2 separate regions of the Homo sapiens genome follow, and region 1 is linked to region 2. A link is a contact called in ENCODE Hi-C data. All regions are on one chromosome and are shown on one strand. Each heading gives the region's core, a stretch centred on a gene start or an enhancer-like site at or near the end of the contact. The rest is flanking DNA. Distances are from core to core; before and after follow the strand shown.

The links. A loop is a pair of places that touch in the nucleus more often than their neighbours do. Pooled maps may share reads with other maps.
Region 1: a loop to region 2 is called in a map of CD4-positive, alpha-beta T cell, with 2.5 times the contacts of the local background. The contact joins the promoter of GIGYF2 here to the enhancer-like site in region 2. A Hi-C loop is called at or near these places in 3 of 168 maps with a recorded cell type or tissue (CD4-positive, alpha-beta T cell and naive thymus-derived CD4-positive, alpha-beta T cell), 2 of 37 single-sample maps with no recorded cell type and 9 of 50 pooled maps.

Annotation. Positions count from the first base shown.
Region 1 is chr2:232,695,740-232,698,954 of GRCh38, forward strand. It overlaps GIGYF2 (GRB10 interacting GYF protein 2), which reads left to right and starts at 1,592. Exons shown (of 29, transcript NM_001103146.3): 1 at 1,592-1,653. RefSeq lists enhancers at 1,399-2,095, 2,096-2,790 and silencers at 1,445-1,534, 1,565-1,894.
Region 2 is chr2:233,079,747-233,082,724 of GRCh38, forward strand. The region is part of intron 2 of INPP5D (inositol polyphosphate-5-phosphatase D); the gene reads left to right. Among named protein-coding and RNA genes, the nearest start is that of INPP5D, 21 kb to the left of the region's middle. RefSeq lists enhancers at 1,958-2,047, 2,558-2,707. Within about 2 kb of position 1,630, at least 12 of the 41 ENCODE cell types and tissues checked have a DNase peak (open chromatin) inside an H3K27ac peak, as active enhancers do; they include CD4-positive, alpha-beta T cell, where a contact is called at or near this core.

The DNA.
Region 1 (3,215 bases), core at 342-2,841, 380 kb before region 2:
CATGCCAGGTGTGGAAATGGAGAAAGTGCATATAAACAATTCTTTGGTGCAGCTTGGCTTTGAAAGGGAACAGGGTCGCAGGAGGGAGAATTGGTGTTTTTGATTGTTTGTTTGTTTATTTGTTTTTTTCGAGACGGATTTTCACTCTTGTTGCCCAGGCTGGCGTGCAGTGGCGCGATCTTGGCTCACCGCAATCTCAGCATCCCGGGTTCAAGCGATTCTCCTGCCTCAGCTACCCAAGTAGCTGGGATTACAGGCATGCGCCACCACGCTCGGCTAATTTTGTATTTTTAGTAGAGACGGGGTTTCTCCATGTTGGTCAGGCTGGTCTCAAACTCCCAACCTCAGGTGATCCGCCGCCTCGGCCTCCCAAAGTGCTGGGATTACAGGCGTGAGCCACTGCCCGGCCGAGAATTGGAGGTTTTTGTTTTTGTTTTAGACGGAGTCTTGCTCTGTCGCCAGGCTGGAGTGCAGTGGCGCGATATCGGCTCACTGCAACGTCTGCCTCCCCAGTTCAAGCGATTCTCCTGCCTCAGCCTCCCGACTAGCTGCGACTGCAGGTGCGTGCCACCACGCCCGGCTACATTTTTTTTTGTATTTTTAGTAGAGACGGGATTTCACCGTGTTAGCCAGGATGGTCTGGTCTCGATCTCCTGACCTCGTGATCCGCCCACCTCCGCCTCCCAAAGTGCTGAGATTACAGGTGTGAGCCACTGCGCCCGGCATGAGAATTGGAGTTTTTAACATTCCATTTTAAGATGGGAGACACAAGTAATCTTTAAAGCTGACAGGAAGGATCCTGTAGGAAGGAAGAAGTTGGAGACACAGGCAAGAATGGGATGCCTAAGGATAGAGTTGCTAGATTTAGCAAACACAGGACGCCCAATTAAATTTGAATTTCAGAAAAACAACGAACAATTTTTCAGTGTGTGCCCCAAATATTGCTGGGTGTCTTGTATTTTATCTGTCAATTCCAAAATAGTTCATCTCTAGGTAAAAGGGTTATAGCCCCAGATGTCCTAGGAAGGAATCAGAGCTCTCAAGTCCTTTCCAGCTGTCCCAGTACAACACTCTGAAATGAATTCCCAGTTCTACCAGAACTGTTAACAAGTAGAGAAACTGCTTTGAATTTCAGCTTTTGCGGCTTTCCCATTCGCTCTAGGATGGCAACTGCGAAGAAAAATGCCGGACTAAAAGCTGTGGAAAAGTTCTAATTTGGAAAACCAGCCCGCAAGTGATGCAGAGGCTTTTGAACTGCAAAAGAGCTCTGGGCGTACAGGACAGTGAGTCACACGGTGCCTGGTCCGGGCCCAACCCTGGACACCAACACCACTCAACTCAAGGGCAGGTACCCGGCTGCTGCCAAGGGGTCAGCGGGAGCCTGCGCACTGCCACGGCCCCGCCCTCTTCCAACCTTTCATCCGGGTCTCGGGCAGGGGCGTGTCTGGGCAGAGGGGCGGGTGGTGGCGGAAAGGAAGGATGTCGTGGGAGACTGGAGAGTGGGGAGGGAAGCGGGAAGGGGCGGGGGCGGAGCAGGGGGCGTGGCGGAGCGGGAGCGCGGTCACGTGACGTGCGTGGCGACGTGTCGGCCATCTTGTGTTGTTGAGGCTGAGGACTGACTGGGGTTCTGAGACTCCCTGTCCCGGACCGCAGGTAACCAGCCGTTCCGTGTCGCTCCCCTGCCCGGCTCTGCTCCGCGCCCCGGCCCCGCCGCCGCGTCCCGGGCCGCCTGTGTCTCCGGTCCGCGTTCGCGCCCCTGCTCCTCCTGCCCGAGCTGGCCCGGCCGCATGGACACCCACAGGCCGCTCCGGCCGGCTTGGGCCGTCAGGCGACGGGACAGGTCAGGTGCAGGGCCGGAGGGAGCCTCCTCCTGGGCGAGGGGCGCTGAGGGCCCTGGCGCGTCACGGCCGCGAGGAGCCGAGAAGCCCCTAGGCCAGGGCCTCTTGGCATTGCGAGGGGAGCCGAACAAGGCAGGAGGGTTGTGGGGTGGGCAGTGTCAGGCCGGCTTGCTCGGAGCTGGAGGGCTCGCCTTCCTCTGCTTGCTTCTCCGCGCCAGACACCCGCCCAGTCTCGGGGTGGCCCGGTAACAGCTGCTGCGGCCAGACAGCTGCTCCTGCCGGCTCTCCTGTCCACACCTGGTCCCTGGGAGGTGCGCTCCTGCCTTCCCCACAGAGCATCTGGACGGAGGAGACTCCTTCCGTGGCGAGAGTACTGGGTCTGGACCAGGCCTGAGGCGAGGTGCAGCCACCATGATCGGAACCTTGGGACCGAGGCTGGGAAACTAGAGCCCATGGCAGCCTTGGGGACCCAAATGTTCACATCAGGTTGAAATGGGCATTATCCTTAAGTGTCAGTTTCCAAAAGCACTCTGAATACTTGTTTTGCGACTGAAACATAAATCAAGCGAACAGGGAATGGGGGCATGAAAGAAGCGGAGCGTATGACCGTGTTTGGGAAGCAATAACGTTGTTTTGCAGTTAATTATTTAGTACTGTGTTTTTTATTTTGTTGTTTTCGTTTTCCTGCAAGTCAAAGCACTTAAACACACGTAGTCTCTCTGTAAGAAAGGTAAGTATTCCAGTTTAACTTGCAAGAAATTGAGTATGGGGCTAGAAGCTGTGAACAGCTTCCTTTCTAGAGCTACATACATTGAATTAAGGCAGTTTTGATTCCCAATGTTGTGCCTGGGGAAGGTATTCTTTCTTTATATAGTATGTCCTTTTTAGAATCAAATGACTTCCTAGATTAGAAAAAAAAATTCTGTCATTCTTTCTGTACATTAATTTTGCTCCTTCTAATATTTGTAGCTTTGGCCTTATTTTGTCCATTTTGCCTAGAACACAAATACTTTCTCTTATTCATTGATGGTTTTACGTGTTTTACTAGTTGGTGTAGCAGTTTCTGATGTGCTCAAACTGGAATATGTACTTGGCTTTTACATCAGATGTTGACAACAGAAGAGGACACTAGAAAAGTATTTAAAAGTGGCACGTAACTGGAAAAATGTCACATGATGTTTCTTTCGAAATTTAACATCAAGGAATACACTGGTGATGGTAGTGCTTCACCAGAAAGGAGAGGGCTTCATGACTTTTTGGTACCTGACAGCATTTGAGACTCTTGAGGTTTGGGAGGGAGAAGGAACCATGTGCTTCCATTCATTTGTTTATTCATTCATACATTCATTTATTTGACAGATACCCTGTTGAGCACTT
Region 2 (2,978 bases), core at 380-2,879:
CTCAGGAGGGAGAGAAGGGAGGTGAACTTACAGGAGAACAGACCGTGTTTTCTGAGGGGCTGCGAGACTAGCACAAAACAGTGCCTTTCCATTTGTAGAACTCTGTTCTGTCCGAGGCTGGTGCTCACTGCATCTGATTTCACCAAGCAAAGTCAAAATGTGCAAAACTTGCAGTTCATTTTTTAATATTTTTTATTTTTGAGACAGAGTTTCACTCTTGTCACCCAGGCTGGAGTGCAGTGGCGCCATGTCGGCTCCCTGCAACCTCCACCTCCCAGGTTCAAGTGATTCCCCTGCCTCAGTCTCCCTAGTAGCTGGGATTATAGGTGCCCGCCACCATGCCCGGCTGATTTTTGTATTTTTGGTACAGATGGGGTTTCTCCATGTTGGCCAGGCTGGTCTTAAACTCCTGACAGCGAATGATCTGCCCACCTCGGCCTCCCAAAGTTCTGGGATTATAGGCATGAGCCACCCCGCCAGGCTGCAGTTAAATTTAAAAACAAAAATCAGCTGCACCCGTCCAAGCCCGGGAAGGCCACCCTAAGCACGGTTTACTAAAGCCTTTGTTTCGCCACAAAATGTGACAACTGAGTGTGTGGAAGCCAGGAAAGCTATTGTTATCTGGCTACATGAAGAGCACATGGAGGTGGCAAGAAGGAAGGAGACAAAGTTTCCACATCCCGGGTGTGTGTGTGTGTGTGTGTGTGTGCACGTGACAGAGAGAGAGAGAGAGAGATGCTCAGTTCTCAGGGACTAGAGTAAGAGGCACAGCAGTGCATCCACGTCCCAAGCAGAGTAGCCGGGGTCGACAAAGGTTTGGATATCATGTCATGGAAGAGCAATGACGGCGTTGGAGGAGTTTGTTTGAAAAGAAAGTGGAAGTGGGAGGGGAGAGGCAGGGTACACTCTTCAGTTTCAAAGCTTGAAGGGAATGATTCATTTTGTGCTAACTAGGATGCAGTAGTAGACAGGGAGCTGGACTCAAGGTGTGGGGAGACCACAGGCAAGTCCCTGGAGGCAAAAATCCTCCAGAAGTTGTCAAGAGGGAGAGCGTGGTGAGCAGAACGCCCCTCAGGAAGACAGCTTATGAGGATGGAAGGAATTGCTTCGAGGAGCGATGTGATTGAGAGAGGCCCAAGGGGCATGTGTGATGCAGCCCGGTCCAGGGGCATTTGCTGCGAGGCCTCCTTAGGAGATGCGAGTTTAGGCTCAAGCAGAACCACTCCCTGCGTAGTTAGGCTGGCATTGCTGCCGGCTGCCTCATCCTCCTGCCCCTGAGTCCACTGCAGCCTCTAAGGCACATCTGCTGAAGGCTTTCCACTGGCCTAGGGCGCCCGCAGGTTTGGCCTGGTTCTTAGCAGTCACCAGGAGCAGATGTTGGCACACCTAGTACGAGAAGGTCCTTTCCAGCGCTTGGCAGCTATTTGCCATGGGAATGTCTGTCTCTGACAGGGGCTCTTCACCATGTGTGGGATGTGAGCAGCGGAGGGGAGCCCTGTCTGGGGCAGGCAGTTGGCCTCAATGACCTCTACCATTTTTTTCAAGTCTAGGAGGGCATGAGCTTTTCTGGCAGAGTTGGCATCTGTGATAGGTGGTTTGCTGAGAGGAGTCGGCAAACTCTCTTAAGTTAAAAGTTGGTCGATGCTTTTGATCTTTTTTCCCTTTGTGGTTTCTTCTCTTCCTTCAAAGTGAAGAAAACTTTAAGTATGACTGGAAAAGACATGACTCTGTGGCTTCTAGTAGAGTCGGCACCCGCCGCCTGTAAATGTGTAGACTGCGTCTCCGGTTTGCCCCTCTCTGTCACCATCATACTCTTGCTACTGTGACATCTTGTGACCCTGGGAACTGCTGATGAAATCCGGGGCCTCATCAGGCTACTGGGCAGGGGGTGGTGGTGGTGCAGGGAACAGAAACTCGCCTTGGCTGACTCTGTAAGGGGTAAGGGGTGGGCAGCCTTTGTGGAGATGTGCAGAGCCAGGAAGGAGAAGGCCGCCCTAGGGCCTTGGAACCAGAAGAGCATGGGGTCTGCACGCAGCTTCTCCCATGGATCAGCTCTTCTCTGTGGGGCCGCTCTTCCCAGCCAGCAGCCTCCCTTCTCAGTCCCCAGTCCTAAGAAGGAGTCTGATGGCTCAGCCTCCACGGCTTTCTCCGCATGAGCCACTCAGGGGCTGCCAGTCTGTGTATGAATCGGCTGTCTTGGAGCAGGTACCCCCCTCTGCCTCTCAGAGATGGGGACAGAGTCGTGGGGGCAGCGTGCCTCCTTAAGGTCTCCGCTTAGCCAGGACAGTGGGCGGGCAGCTTTCAGAGAAGATGGGCGGCTCTGCTGGACTTCTCTGCTCCTGACCCCGGCACTAGATCTGTGACCTCCGCAGTAGCTGACATGGTACAGGGAGCTGTGGACCTAGGTGGTCTGAAGAGGTTTTCCTTCAAGGTGAATTAAAGGGGAATTCTCATAGGATTCTCCCAGGTGGACTCACCTTCGAAAATCTACCTCCAAGAGTAAATGACAGCAGACGTCCACTGAGGACCAAGTGCACACTCATGCCCAATTAAGCAGACTCAGAGCCCTTCGGGGAAGCTTTAGCAGTTATTGATCTCTGCCTATTTTAACTCAAGTTCCTCTTTTCATGTTGAGGCAAAACCTCACAGTCTTTTCTGAGCTTAGCCACAGTTTCTAAATAACTCATTCCTGACACCTGAGCCTGTTCAGTGCCACCAGAATACGAGGCTCCCCAAAATAAGAATCTGGCCTGAAATTTTGCCAAGTGAAGCACCGAAAGGCTTTCATTGTTTCTTAGTTTAGTAACTTTAGCTCTTTTCCTGGGGACTTCTGTTCTCTTGTCAACACCAAAGATCTCATCTTTGTTCTTTGCAGACCAACTTCATGGAGTTGGCCCACGTGTCATAGCCCATGACAGCCCTGTATCAATCAGGGAGAGGAGCTGCCTCACCTGGGGGACTCTTTTCTCTCACTCCAT